2 separate regions of the Homo sapiens genome follow, and region 2 is linked to region 1. The links are chromatin contacts, found by Hi-C or POLR2A ChIA-PET in ENCODE. All regions are on one chromosome and are shown on one strand. Each heading gives the region's core, a stretch centred on a gene start or an enhancer-like site at or near the end of the contact. The rest is flanking DNA. Distances are from core to core; before and after follow the strand shown. Region 1 overlaps AUH (AU RNA binding methylglutaconyl-CoA hydratase). Region 2 overlaps AUH (AU RNA binding methylglutaconyl-CoA hydratase).

What was found. A loop is a pair of places that touch in the nucleus more often than their neighbours do. ChIA-PET counts read pairs that join two places held with the same protein, here RNA polymerase II (POLR2A). Pooled maps may share reads with other maps.
Region 2: a map of naive thymus-derived CD4-positive, alpha-beta T cell shows a loop between it and region 1 (2.7-fold over the local background). The contact joins two enhancer-like sites. A Hi-C loop is called at or near these places in 6 of 168 maps with a recorded cell type or tissue (CD14-positive monocyte, Calu3, cardiac septum and 2 more), 2 of 37 single-sample maps with no recorded cell type and 10 of 50 pooled maps. POLR2A ChIA-PET finds 5 or more read pairs at or near these places in 9 of 52 experiments (CD8-positive, alpha-beta T cell, HepG2, activated CD4-positive, alpha-beta T cell and 4 more).

The regions. Positions count from the first base shown.
Region 1 is chr9:91,206,798-91,214,018 of GRCh38, forward strand. AUH (AU RNA binding methylglutaconyl-CoA hydratase) reads right to left here. Exons shown (of 10, transcript NM_001698.3): 10 at 7,026-7,221. Among named protein-coding and RNA genes, the nearest start is that of LINC02937, 47 kb to the left of the region's middle. RefSeq lists an enhancer at 1,620-1,679. Within about 2 kb of position 5,359, at least 6 of the 41 ENCODE cell types and tissues checked have a DNase peak (open chromatin) inside an H3K27ac peak, as active enhancers do; they include CD8-positive, alpha-beta T cell, where a contact is called at or near this core.
Region 2 is chr9:91,243,686-91,250,595 of GRCh38, forward strand. The region is part of intron 6 of AUH (AU RNA binding methylglutaconyl-CoA hydratase); the gene reads right to left. Among named protein-coding and RNA genes, the nearest start is that of LINC02937, 84 kb to the left of the region's middle. Within about 2 kb of position 3,233, at least 3 of the 41 ENCODE cell types and tissues checked have a DNase peak (open chromatin) inside an H3K27ac peak, as active enhancers do; they include CD8-positive, alpha-beta T cell, where a contact is called at or near this core.

The sequences.
Region 1 (7,221 bases), core at 4,109-6,608:
TTTCAGTGATAAAAAGGAAAGAAGTACTGAGACACACTACACTGTGGACAAATCTTGAAAATTTTTATGCTAAATGAAAAAAAAACAGATACAAAAGTCTACATATTATATAATTCCATTCATATGAATGTCTCAAATAGGCAAATCCATAGAGACAGAAAGTAGATTAGTGGTTGCCAGGGGCTTGGGGGTGGAGGGAATGGGCAAGGGAGTGACTACTCATGAGTACTAGGCTTGTTGGGAGGCAATGAAAATATTCTGAATTAGCTAGTGGTCATGGCTGTACAACTCTGAATATACTAAAAAACCACTGAATTGTACAATTTAAAGAGTGGCTTTTATGGTATGTGAATTATATCTAGAAAAATAAAATCGCCAAGTTCTATTTTTCCTCAACATTGATTCTAGAGTTCCAAACCCAGAATCCTGATGAGAGGTTATGGAATGGAGTCCAAGAATACAATACCTCTTACAGGTACCAGCAGTTTTGGGAATCCCTGCCCTTGGGTGGGTCTGAGGAATAGACAAGATGAGGTCCCGCTCACAGACATGGCCCCCACTCCACCTCTGCTGCAGGTGACAGAGCACGAGAGGTAGGGCTGGACCAGGGCCGAGATTCGGCTCTTTTCTCTGGTACCATAGCCCCTACGCTGCTCATCACGTTTACATTTGAAGACTAGTTTATCCCCGGGGGAAACTCAAAACAATTTTAAATGTTAGGTATGTCAAGTTTTTCAGGACAGTCAACATATATCTTCCTATCTACACATGCAAGCATTTTTAATACGCATGAAGCACATGTGGGCGTACATAAGCTGCAAGTCTAGGGAAGCAAAGCAAGCACCGAGGGCTTGGAGTTTTGAGGTTACCGAGCCATTCTGAGCCTGGACTAATGAGATCACACCACAACTGAACTCAGAAGTACCAGGGCCATGGATAGTCTAGGATAAACACTCTCTCTGAGTCCTCTCAGAAGAGTGGTTTAGCAATCTCGACTCATACCATGCCTTCCCACAAAGACCAGAGGAAAAGAAAGGAGCTTTTCAGTGTTATTTGCAAGCCAATACTGGTGTTAGGCAAGCATATAACAGAGCCACCGTAGGTATTAAGAACAAATACTCCAATCACATCTTCCAATAATTAGAGTTTCCTTCCACCAAGATGAATGTGAGCTGTCATTTCCTAGCTCTTATGGCGTGTGACACATTTCTTGTACTTACATTTTTAAATAACTCAAATTACAGTCACTCTTACACAAGTTCTAGGCGTCATAAAAAGCATGTTTCAGGAAAGTGTTAATAGACAACTCAAAAGAAATGTTACTCAATGCAGCCGAGGCTATTAGGAGCTCGAACTTCTCTCTCTTGCCAAACAGTTCTTCACTTTCTGTAAACTGCACAAAGGTTTCATTCAACACAGTTTGAAGGCTGAAAGTGAAAGTGACTCAGACTATTTTTGGAAAGGTCAAGAAAGTGCACCTGCCAATTTTCAAATTTCTCTGAAACCTTTTCCTGCAAACATCACCACTAAAGCTACGTAGTCCCTGAGCTGCAACTTGATGATGTGGTGATTTTACTATTTCTCTTGGGAGGTTCAGGTACACACTGTGCCGTGGGTTCATGGGAGACTTTGTTCAGACAGCATTTTACACGACAGTCTGTTTAAATGCTTTAGGGGACCAAAACATCTAAAGGTACCTTGGCAGCAAGATGGGGGAATGAACTGAAGCCTAGGAAGGAAGCCTGGCCTGCCCTTGGCCTGACCACAGCCACCGCAGGGCTAGAGTCCTCCAGTATCTCCTGAGGTGGGGAGCAGGTGGGCCGCTCCATGAAAACCAACTAGATGATGGGAAAATGGACAGCTTTGCTCAGGGCAATCTTCCCACCCTGGCCCCCAAAATTGGTACTATAAACATGGCACTCAAACATGAGAATGATTTCTTAAAATGTTAGAGGAACTAAAACTCCTTAAATTGTAGATTACCTCAAGGGCCAATATAGTTAACCAGACACACCTTAGGCAGATACCTGTTTTCTCTGTCTCTCAAGGCCCAACTCACTAGTGACCAGTATTTGTAAGGAGACCCATCTTTCTCATCTGCTAAATCCATGCCAGTGTTAGAGGCCTGCACCAGTCAGAGTCTGCGCCAGTGCTGGAGGCCTGCAGTCTGCTTTCACTTCACAAAAACCGTCTAAGTTGGAAGAACTGTCCTCTGGTGCCTCTTAACTTCCCGCAGCAATGGCCCTGCCCATGCCTGCCCACTTTCTGCTCTAACACTCCAGAGGCAGTGGGCAGCTTTTGGACCTAGGAGGGTGTAAGTAACTTCCCTGCATAGACTTTAGTCAACATCTCTTGTCTCTGGACAAGCGCAGAGCAACAAGCAGAAGTGGGGAGGTGGGGAGGAGCCCTGCATGGTTTCCCCTCGCCCTGGAAGCCTCTGAAGACCTGTTTCATATTGCAGTTCTACTGGAGGCAGCTACCATGTTTCCCTAGACTTCTCTTTTCCTGAGTGAAGAGCCCAGGTTCTTGTACATGCCTCCAAACCAGCCATGGTTGCGAGACCCACCTTCCCGTCTTCTGAAATATGAAACAAATAAAACACGACCACCACATAAAGCACTTTTATACAGATCACATCCAATGTGACTGGGTCTTCAAAACCATCCTGAACTACTGGATTCTTCTACAAATGAAGAAATGGGCTCAGGGACATGAGGCACTTTGTCCACGGTCTCATCGCTGACTTCGGTGGAGCTGAAACTTGGCCAAAGAGCTCCTGTGTGCTTTACAGAAAACTACAGAGTGAATCTATGACCACCTGAAATTGCAATGCTGAGTACTGAATACAACAATCCAGATGAGTCTGACCAGGGCCAAATAGAGCAACACACCTGTCACCCTTCCCAAAAGCTGTCTGGGACACTCTTGACCCACAGGGAGCACATCTTGCCCCCTTTTTGTTTTTTATTTTATTTTAGAGATGGAGTCTTGCTCTGTCGCCCAGGCTGGAATGCGGTGGCGCGATCTCGGCTCACTGCAAGCTCCACCTCCTGGGTTCACGCCATTCTCCTGCCTCAGCCTCCCGAGTAGCTGGGACTACAGGGGCCCGCCACCATGCCCGGCTAATTTTTGTATTTTTAGTAGAGGCGGGGTTTCACCATGTTAGCCAGGATGGTCTCGATCTCCTGACCTCGTGATCTGCCCACCTCGGCCTCCCAAAGTGCTGGGATTACAGGCCATCTTGCCCCCTTTTTGACAAGCATTGCTATCAAACCATGAGTCTTCACACTTATACTCCAGTTGCTGGTTTTAGGGGGAACTGAGTTGTGAGGACATACACCAATCACTACTAGCATCTTGACAGATCCAAGCATCATTCACATCTACCAAGACTGGCTCCGTGCCCTTGATGGTATAGCCGTTAAACATTGGAACCCAGAACACAGAATGCCCAGCATGAATCCTGCTGCCTCAGTTTCTTAAACTATAAATCAGCAAACCCATTTCATAAGATTTTGGTATTAGGTGTGAAAACGCACAGTGTCTGATAGAGGAGGCGCTGAGTGGGCATTAGCTCTAATTGTTACATTACTTGCCTGTGTCATCAGATCTGCTGATAAGCACACTTTTGGTATCTTTCCAAGTAATGAGAAAATTGTTGACCAAATCAGAGCAAAGGACACTACTCCCTCTTGGTTGACGAAAACACACGTATCAGCAGCCTTCTGTTATGCTGTTTGGCTGTTTTCAAGCTCAACAGTGACAAAAGGGCCAGTAGCCCTGGGTGTAATTCCTGACTCCAGCATGTACATGCCGTGGGGCTGTGGGTAAGTGATCCCTCTATGGTTTTCTCTTCCTCTGTGCCACAGAATAACCAAAGTGCCTATCCTTTCGGGGATGTAGTGTCTGTAAAGCATCTGGTAGGTATGAATGGCTTCATAAATGTTACTCAGTATTACCATAATACCCAGCTCTTATTCACTCATCTTATTTAGAGGGTATTTTCAGTGATCTTGTCAAAATGTTTCCTTAAATCAAAACACCACACAGTACTGTTTCTATATTAGGCCTTTAAAAAGGACCTTACATGTTGGTTCCTAGGAGCTCACTTTGGGGCCCCTGAGGGAACTGCCAGCTCCCGGAAAAGGGGCCATCTCATGTCTTGCCACACAGGCGCGTCTCCTGGGCTGCTCCTGAGCCACATGGGTGCATGTCTTGGTCTGTCCTTGACATCCTTTATTTTCCCCACCAGGTCCCCAGATCTCTCATGCTGCCCTGAGAATTATTTTGGGTTGCTTATTAGGTGCTAACCCTCTAAGGGGTAGCTGAATTTCTGGAGGTCCCAAAGAAGACTGTGAAAATCCAAAGGCAAGCATTTGAAACAGTGATATTTTTGGAGCCTGAGACACAAATACAATTGAACAGAGGATTCAGCCACCTTCCACCTCCCAAAATACCCCAAATCACAATCTGTATCCTGCTTCATTTATGCAGAAAAGTACCTCTTATGTTGTGTTACCAGAATATTAGCAACTAACTTTAAAATGTTTTATTTTTTGTGAAACATGTATAGTTATTAATATACTATGAGAAAATAACTTCTATTGCTATTCTGATAAAGTTCAATACGTACTGATGTAAGTATTAGTTAATATTTTACTAGATCGGTAGACAAATAATGGCATGATTAACTATTTCTGAATGTGTGTGCCAGGATCCTTGGAGCCCGAATAAGAGCAAATGTAGGGCATATCACCAGAGGTAGAAGTTCAGGTCAAGTGAGGAAAAGGGCCGATGGCGGGCCAGCAACACACCCATGTGCAGGTACACACTTTTTCTAAGTGCTGATCCATGAATCGACACTCCACTACTTTGGCCTATTCACACTTAGAAAAGTGCTATCAGAAAAGTAACACTTTGTGACAAGCCAATTTTTGATTGCTAGAAAAACAACAAAAAAAATGATTAACAGGAAAACCAGATCCATCATTATTAAGAACAAAGCAAACGTGAAATGATCCTTTACATTACAGAAATCAGTCTCAGAAAATCTGACTCTTATTTTGGCCATTACTAGAACTTTTCTCTTGCCTCAGAACTTCAGAAACTTGGAGACCTCTTTTCCTTTCCTTTCATAGACAAGTTAGAAATTAACCAGCACTAAATTACTTCAAAACCAGTAGGCCTCATGCTCTGAGATAACGGAAAATTTTTTCTTTATTTTGCTTTCATCTTCTGAATTCTATCTGTGCTTGATCACTCATCCTCCTTGAGAGCCTTCTCTAACCTAGTCTGAACACATGGATACGTCTACTGCATTTCCAACTCTGTGCACCAACAGGCGGTGTGCTGGAGAAAAGAGGAGCAGCCCATGCAGGGGACCCTCCCTAGGTAGCACGGCCCTATCCAGAGCCCTGTGAGCTTGACTTGGGGGAGGATCAGGACTGCTTAGCAGCAAGACCGATACTGAAAGGAAAATCAAGAGAAAGGCAAACATTTATTCAGAGAATTGGACAGGCACTTTTCTCTGCCATAATACATGAAGTCTGCAATACCTTAAGTCACTACAGGACTTTACTTTCAGATACATTCCAGTGACTTCATCAGAACTTGTTAGGAAATTAAATGGTGCTCGATCAGTGACAGTAGACTAGAGTATGAATCCAAGAGAAACGACTCACACAGCACACTCTTAATATTTTTCCCTAACGACATAATTATTTCCTGCTCAGTTCAAGAGAAAGTGGTATTTAGCATGTCATGGATAGGACAAACTGGCCCTGCAACCTTTAAAAGGCTATGAAAACCACCACCAGCATTTTAGGTGCAAATTATCACGCACAAAACGAATAGCCCAGCAAGTTTAGTATGCATGCCACCCGATACGACCACCACAGAGAGTGCCAAATGTGAATTTTAGTAAGCCCTCTTTATAGTATGATGATCAGCTGAGCAATCATCATAAATCCGCAGAGCCTCAGCACCAAAGGTCATAAAGAAAATAGCGCTCACCTTAGTGTCCAAACATGAGTGAAGACACCGCCTACCTTTGTCAGGACAGACATCAGCAGCCAGCCAGTCCACATTTGCCTCTTATAAGAATTTTAGAATTGAGGTTGAGTTCAAATTCCTAAGTTAAAAAATGTAAGTTTCAGAATTAAAAAAATGAAGCCTACATGCCTTCAAATAGCAATGAAGTCGCCACAATGAGGATGTAAATCCACAGTAAAATGGGTGTTTATCTGATACATGGAAATGTGAAAGGAGGACACCTTAGGGACACAGCTGGGCTGTACCACAGTGAAGCTTGCTGCAGGGGCACTCCCGGGGACGTTGTCTCTGGCATGACCAGACTCAGACCTGACACAAACTAGGAAGGCAGGGTGGTTTGGTAAAATGAATGTAAAGTAGAGCTATCTCAAATTACTTAAAGGCATCAGAATGTTCTCCTTTTTTCCACAGCGAATTCTCCAGTTCCCAATGTCCCACACAACTCCCACCAGTGCCTACTCCCCAGGTGTGGCTACTCAGGCATGCAACCTGGAGGCCGTTTACAGCTTCTTGACCTGGCCTGGGTAGGAAGGCAGGTGTTTGTTAGGACAAAGGGTTGTTAAGTTCACCTCTTTCCCTTACAGAAATTGGAGGCAAATAGCAGAGGGTAGGGAAGCAGAGAACAGTCTCCACTTTAATCCATGACCCCAAGCCATTTCCATGCTCCAATCCTGGCTGCCCCATTTTCTTTCCTCCTTTGTGTGCAAACATCGCCTTTCCTAGGCCAGTCGGCGACCACACCACTTGCTGGGAGGAGGTCCCAGCAAGTCCCACTGCACTAGGTCTCCTGTCCGCTTTGGTTCTTTGGCTTCAGTCTTTGGATTCATTCTTCACCTTCAATACTGTATTACAGGACTGACCATGTAAAGAGGTTGCCTGATAGAAGCAGCAATGAAAGGGTTGTTTCTTCTAAAGTCCAGCATGCAATGATTTAGTCAATTCAAAAAGAATGGGGTAAGAGAAAAATTCCCATGTTTTCTTTTCACTAATTTTATTTATATTAGGTAGTTTTCACTCAGAATATCAATTCATTTTTCAGGTTTAGATATATGTATATGTAGCTGTTCGTATGCATTAATCACTTAGAAACTTTATTTGGTATAACTTCACATTTTTGGTATATAGAAATTTTATTTTCTTAATGCAGCACAGTAGACATACAATCAATAT
Region 2 (6,910 bases), core at 1,983-4,482, 35 kb after region 1:
GTCCCACCCTGCACCTTCTGGGGTCTCCTGCTGGAGATCAGCCCGGGTGGAGCAGCCCACTTTTTTTTTTCTTTGTAACCTTTAACAGAAAACGAGCAGCAAAATGAGCAAATTAAAACAAGCAGGATATTTGACTATAACTAAAGCTATAAAGGTGAACTAGATAGCTTTACTCTTCATCGGGAAAATCATCAAACACTCTGTAAAAGGACAGCATTAGAAGATTTTGTTATTTAACGAACTAGTCAACAACTGTTTCATATTAAGAAAGTGGAATGAGCCATTCTTCTTAGCATAGCAAAGAAACTCTAACTTACTGGAAACAAATTATATTATAAAACATATCCAACATCCAGTCAGTTTTTCAAAACTCTAAGACATATCTCAAGAAAAACAAAACAAAACCAAACGATCTTTCCCTCCCATCCCAAACAAAAGTAAAATCAAGGCATACCATAAAACAACTAAAATCTCTATCTAAACCAGCAAGAAAAACTACCCACAACATATAAAATGAATGTATTCACCAACAACTATTGCTTCTTTAGGTTCAGTTGGGTAATTTATAAAAATCATCCAATATTTGTAAAAGGTTCACTGTATAGTATTAATAGAATATCAGTTAAAATAACATTGGCCAAAGCTGTCATAATAAAATGTTGGGGGATAACTTCACAAAATTGGCCACCTGTAGACTTCCTAGTTACTGAATTTGCACATAAACTTAATGTAGTCAGTTATATTAAACTGAATATAAACTTAAGCTGCAAGTTTAATAAACATGTTTTAACAAATTTTTTAGTTTTCATATTTCAAAACATTTTAAGGCACAGCTAGAGGTAAGATACATTTGAAATTCATATAAATGTTGACACTTTTTCCTTCCCATCCACATCTCCCAACTAGCTTCCTACAGGCACTGTTAAGTATGTTGGTAAGGAAGGTCAGTGACTTCCTTTCACTCCGCTTACCAGTGTCCTGAGGGTTCTAAACCCACAATGGCAGGTTCCAGAGGGGGCAATCCCTGTCCTGTATCCTGTTCCAGGAGAATGTGTGAAGGGAAGTTCTAGACATGACGAGTATTAATTACTGCTCTCCTAGCAAGAACCATCAAAGTATTGTCACTGTACAAAATATGGTTTATGGCAACAATGGATTTACCAAGGTGCACCTCTGAAAAATTATTTGAGATGCAGAGGTTAAAGGTTAAAAGTAAGCCATACTGTCAGTATTTTAAATGAAAAATTCTTTAAACACTGAAAACAAAATATGCATTGATTACAAATTTAAAATGTATATTGCAGATTTCTCTATTTAGCTAGCTCACAACTAATTCCTAGACACCCTCTTTGAACTCAATCAGAGCAACAACAATTAGTTGAATAACCAGAGAGGGAAGGGATGAGAGGTGGGGAGGAAAAAAGCAACGAGAGAGGAAGTGACACAGTTGCATGGCACAAGCATGAAGAGCAGGGCTGGGAGCACACACAAGAGATTTCAAGTGTGGGCCCAGCAGGTGGGAACTGGAACCACGGCCCACCCCAGGAGCCCCGTGGGGAAGCATGGCCTACCCCAGGCACAGAGTTGGCAAATGGGCAGAACTGTGAAAAGTATGAGACTATTACACCCTCTTCCCATGAGAAGACAAAGGGGTGCAATGGCAGCCAATGAAAAGTTTTAAAATCAGAACGCTTTTTGAGAAACAAGGCCCCACTTCTCAGCAGGGAGTCCCACAGAAGACAGCCATTTTGGTTTTTATCTGATAAGAGGAAAGCTGGAGAAAGAAGAAAAATATCAAAATCACCTAATCACTAATCACCCCCAACAATTAAGCAAGGGTTGAGTAAAAAGTAAAGCAAAAGTGAAAATAAATGAAACAAGATCAGTGGGACCAAGATGACTGAGTAGGAAGTGCCTGAGTGAGAAGTCTATGAAGCATCAATGACTGGAGCTGACATCTGCTGATAGAAGCAAACGGGTGCCAAGTGACTTATGGGCATTATCTCATTCAATCCTTCCACCTACCCCAGGATGTAGGGACTATCATCTTCCTCCACACAGATGAGAAAACGGAGGCCTAAGGTAGGGCCTGGAGCCAGGATGCAAGCCTGGGGAGCCTGCTCTGGCCCTCTCCTCCCCTGTGTTCTAGAGGGAGTGCACCTTTGACCCCTGCGCTGTCCCTAAAAACACTCATGGACTGTGCCCATCCTTCTTGTCTAAAGCTGGCAAGATGTGACGGGGATGGGGACAGGAGCAGGGCCCATAAACACCAGAGACCTACTGTCCTAAAATGCCAGACCCCTGTCCTGAGCTGGGAAACCATATTAAGCAAAGGGTGTGTCTCACAGGAAACAGATATGAGCAGATTCGGTGGAGGCAGCCTGGGAAAAGATATTTACAAAGCTGAATCATGGCCTCCCGCCCTGCTGGGTGATTCCTGCCTCCTCTCCTCCCATTCTCTCAGACAAAGAGGAAAAGCAAAAGAAACACCACAACAATTCTGAGCCCTCAACCAGAATCAACCCAAAGCTCACTCGCTGTGTAAAAGAAGAAGAATACTGACAGAGGTTCATGCTAAAAAAACAAACAAACAAAAAACCACGTGGAAGATTAACAAAAGACATGGCATAGTTACTGGACAAGACAGGCCAGCCTCCCCACTCCTCAAAGCAAACCAAACCAAACAAGCCCCCTACTGAGGACAGCAAAGGCACACACATGGCATCCTAAAGACACCGTCTTTTATTTAAGAAAGCCTAACTAATAACTGAAGAAAAGTTCCCAGAAGTGCTTACTATGAAATAATTTAGAGATGACATAAAATCAATATATGAGACTCAAAGAGGCGATGGCAAATGAACACGCTGAAATGAAAAACAAGATTGCAGAGCAACTGAAACACTGAGGACCAAAATAACATAAATACAGAACTAATAAATGAATTAGAAATAGCATGCTAGAAGGAATAAGGCTAAAGTCAGAAATCACGCCAAAGGCAAAACACTTGTTTAAAGGTGGTATATGCACACAATGAAGTTAGAAGCTAAGCAAATAAACGTTAAGAGAATAGGCATAAAGGATAAATGACTATTTAACAAGGAAAACTGCTGTTTCTAAAGCACAAAATCCAAGAGTTAGGAATAGAAGACAAGTCTATGGCTGAAAAGCCACATGATGAGGATGGCAAAACAGCAGGCTGGAAAGTCTGGTAGTCCCCATCATGCCTAAGCAGCGGAGCCATGCCAGCAGCGGAGCCATGCCAGCAATGCCTTCCCAGACTTCTTATAAAAAGATACCCAAGGCCTTGTTAAGCCACAGTCAGCTGAGTCTTCTGTTACCTGCCTCCTTTCCCCGACAATCCTTCAGCCTACTCACACTCAATTCCCTTCCATACAGCCTCCTCCCACTGCTGCAACAGCTCAGCCACATTCTTTGCAGTGAAGCCTTCTTTCCTCTCTCACTGCACATGGCTGGCAAACTCTCCTCCGTACACTGCATCACCCTTTTAACCTTTTCTGAGTCTACATCCGGACAGAGAAACACTGCTGCAGAGACCCATCAACTTCAACCGATAGTGCTACTCTGCAAGAGGGTAAGGGGGGCAGCTAACTCTCACTCCCCATAAAGGTGGTTGCCACAGCACCATTCCCCTTCCCTGCCTCGCCCCTCAGTCAGTCACACTCTTATGCAGATCATCTCTCCTGTCTCTCCCACTCCCACTGGTCCATTTTTCTCACTCTCACAGCTGCACGCCTACAGTACCTCAATTCCCAGCCTCTCCATCTCCTTGGATCACATCTTGTCCTGCCCCCTCCCTCCTCCCTGACACATGGGGCTCTGGCACAAGGAATCTATTCTCCAATTTAAAACAAATCCCATTGTGTCCTCCAGGGCCAAAATCCTTCAGCCACCAAACTGTTAGTATTCTCTCTGAATTAGTGACCAATAATGCTAGCATTGGTGAAAGTTCCCAGTGTTCTACATCCTTGCCAACATTTACTAGTCTTTAATTTTAGTCATTCTATAGGTGTTCAGTATTGTCTCATCGTGGTTTTAATTTGTATTTCCCTAAAGACTACTGATGTAGAGCATCTTTTTATGTGCATATTTGCCATACTTACATTTTCTTTAGTGAAGTGTCTGCTTAAATATCTTGACCATGTTTTAACTAAGTTGCTTTGTTTTCTTACTATTGAGTTTAGAGAATTCTCTACAAATTTTGGATACAAGTCCTTTATCAAAAATATGATTTACACATATCTTCTTCTATTCTGGAGCTCGTACTTCCATTCTCTTAACAGTGTCCTGACAAAAGACATTCTTAACTTCAGTAAGTCCAGTATTTCTATTTTTTTCTCATGTGGATCATGTTCTTGGTGTCTCATCTAAGAAACCTTAGATTTCTAACCCAAAATGAGAAAGATATTTTTCCCTGAACTTTGTTCTAAGCACTTCTGTTTTTAGGTTTTACATTTTAAGTCTGTGATCCATTTTTATCAATTTTTACATATTGTGAGAACTATGGATTGAAGTTCATTCTTTTGCATACGGACAACCAATAGTTGAAAAGCCTGTTCTTTCCTTGATTAACTGCCTTTGCATGAGGCTTTATTTTTCAATGTTCAACTCTGTATTATGTGTTATTTTTGTCTCTAAGGAGTCTACCAAAAACATCTCAAGATAAAGGACATAACTTTTTCCTAAAAATGCCTACAACTATTAGAAATATAAGGAAGAAAAATATGGGCATAAGTTCCTAACAATATTGGATTTTAGACAAAGAAAGCACAACCTAAAAGGAGTGATACAAAGGAAGCCTGTGGGAAGCGGGAGTGCCCCCAGGGGTAGTGGGAATATGGTCTAGATTACATATATGAGCTCTGGGGTGGGACACGGAAATTTAAATAACTAGTACGTAAATCTTAAGCTTATAATACCAGTTTTTGTCCTCACTGTTTCATATCAAAATGCACTTATATATGTACAGTAAGTCCTCACATAACATTGTTGGTTCCTGGAAACTGGGACTTCAAGCGAAACAACATGTAACAAAACCATTTCCCCTCACAACAACATTATAAAGGAACAAGGATGAACAAAAGGATGTGATTTCAGGAGCCGCTGTACATCATTTTGTTTAAAGTTGCAGTTTCCAAGAACCAATGATGATGTTAAGCGAGGACTTACTGTTATTATTAGCAGGCTAGCACAATGGCATTTTTGGCTCACGGTCAACACTGTGATACTGTGACTAGGCTTCTATGTTTGCAGTGGATACCTCCATGTAAATTATGAAAAACAGAAATGAGTAAAGAATACAACATTTCTGGGCCAGGCACGGTGGCTTACACCTGTAATGCCAGCACTCTGGGAGGCCAAGGTGGGCAGATCACTTGAGCCCAGGAGTTCGAGACAAGCCTAGGAAACATGGCACAACCCTGTCTCCACAAAAAATACAAAAATTAGCCAGGCCTGGTGATGCACACTTGTAGTCCCAGCTACTTGGGGGGCTAAGGTGGGGGGATCACCTGAGCCTGGGAGATTGAGGCTGCAGTGAGCCATGATTGCACCACTGCACTCTTGCCTGGGCGACAGAGAACCTGTCTCAAAAAAAAAAAAAAAAAAAAAAAAAAAAAAAGAACACAATATTTCTGAACACTGACCTGGAGTTCTGTAAGAGGGGGTTTGGGGAACACTGGACCCACATGGCTCTGTGACATACCAAAGAAACAATATCTCACACATCATCTTATAAAGCCCTCTTTTCCTGTAACCTCACCCTTGTGGCTATTCTTTGAGCTAATTACACAAAAGTTGTTTGTTCGGTAGTTTTTTTTTGGTAACACCGACATAAGATCAGCAATATAAGAGATACTTTCAAAGCATACTTAATACTCAAATATCTTCTGTACCTTTGCTCATGACTATGAATACAGCAGGTAAAAGTACACTTAAAGACCATGTTCAAAAAGGTATTCATCAACTACTGTTTGTGTTCATTTTAAACAAAAAGGCTTTGCAATTGTTTTTAAATCAGGGGTTCTGGCCGGGTGCAGTGGCTCACACCTATAATCCCAGTACTTGCAGAAGCTGAGGCAGGCAGATCACAAGGTCAAGAGATCAAGACCATCCTTGCCAACATGGTGAAACCCCATCTCTACTACAAATACAAAAAAATTAGCTGGGCACGGTGGTGCGTGCCTGTAGTCCCAGCTATTCAGGAGGCTGAGGCAGGAGAATTGCTTGAACCTGGGAGGTGGAGGCTGCAGTGAGCTGAGATAGTGCCCCTGCACTCCAGCCTGGAGACAGAGTGAGACTCCGTCTCAAGAAAAAAAAAAAAAATCAGGGGTTCCAGTTGTATTCTCCACTAAATTCTTCTTTTAGAAAGAAGGAAAAAAAATGAAAAACTTAAAAAATTGTCTCCAGGCAGAAGGACAGAGGAGCTGTCAAGAACCTGGCCTCCACCTGCCAGGGCGAGCCTGGAGTCCCGGAGGTCTGAGACCGCACCTGCTGCCCAGCACATGGCAGCCCTCCCAGTGCACACCCACCTCACCCACTCCTCACGACTCACCCATCCCAGCTTGCCATGGTGTGCAAGTTTTTCTCACTCCTCTGAAAAATTCTCTTGATACCACACTCATACCAAAGCATTCTGTAAAGGGCCCTAAAGGCCACTGTATCACTCAGCAAACACAGTGTCTATTTATTACATTTTCTTGTTCACTGCATGTCCTGACTGAGGATCAGTTACAGCAGGAGAACTTGCCCCTTGCCTTTTCCACACACGGAGACAGGTGAGTCTCTTATATTCCCAGGGAGCTGCCAGATGTGTGACCTATTAGCTTAAGCAGTATTTTTGCTAGTATGTGATTCTAAATCACTACAGAGTATTTTTTGCCACTGCTACATA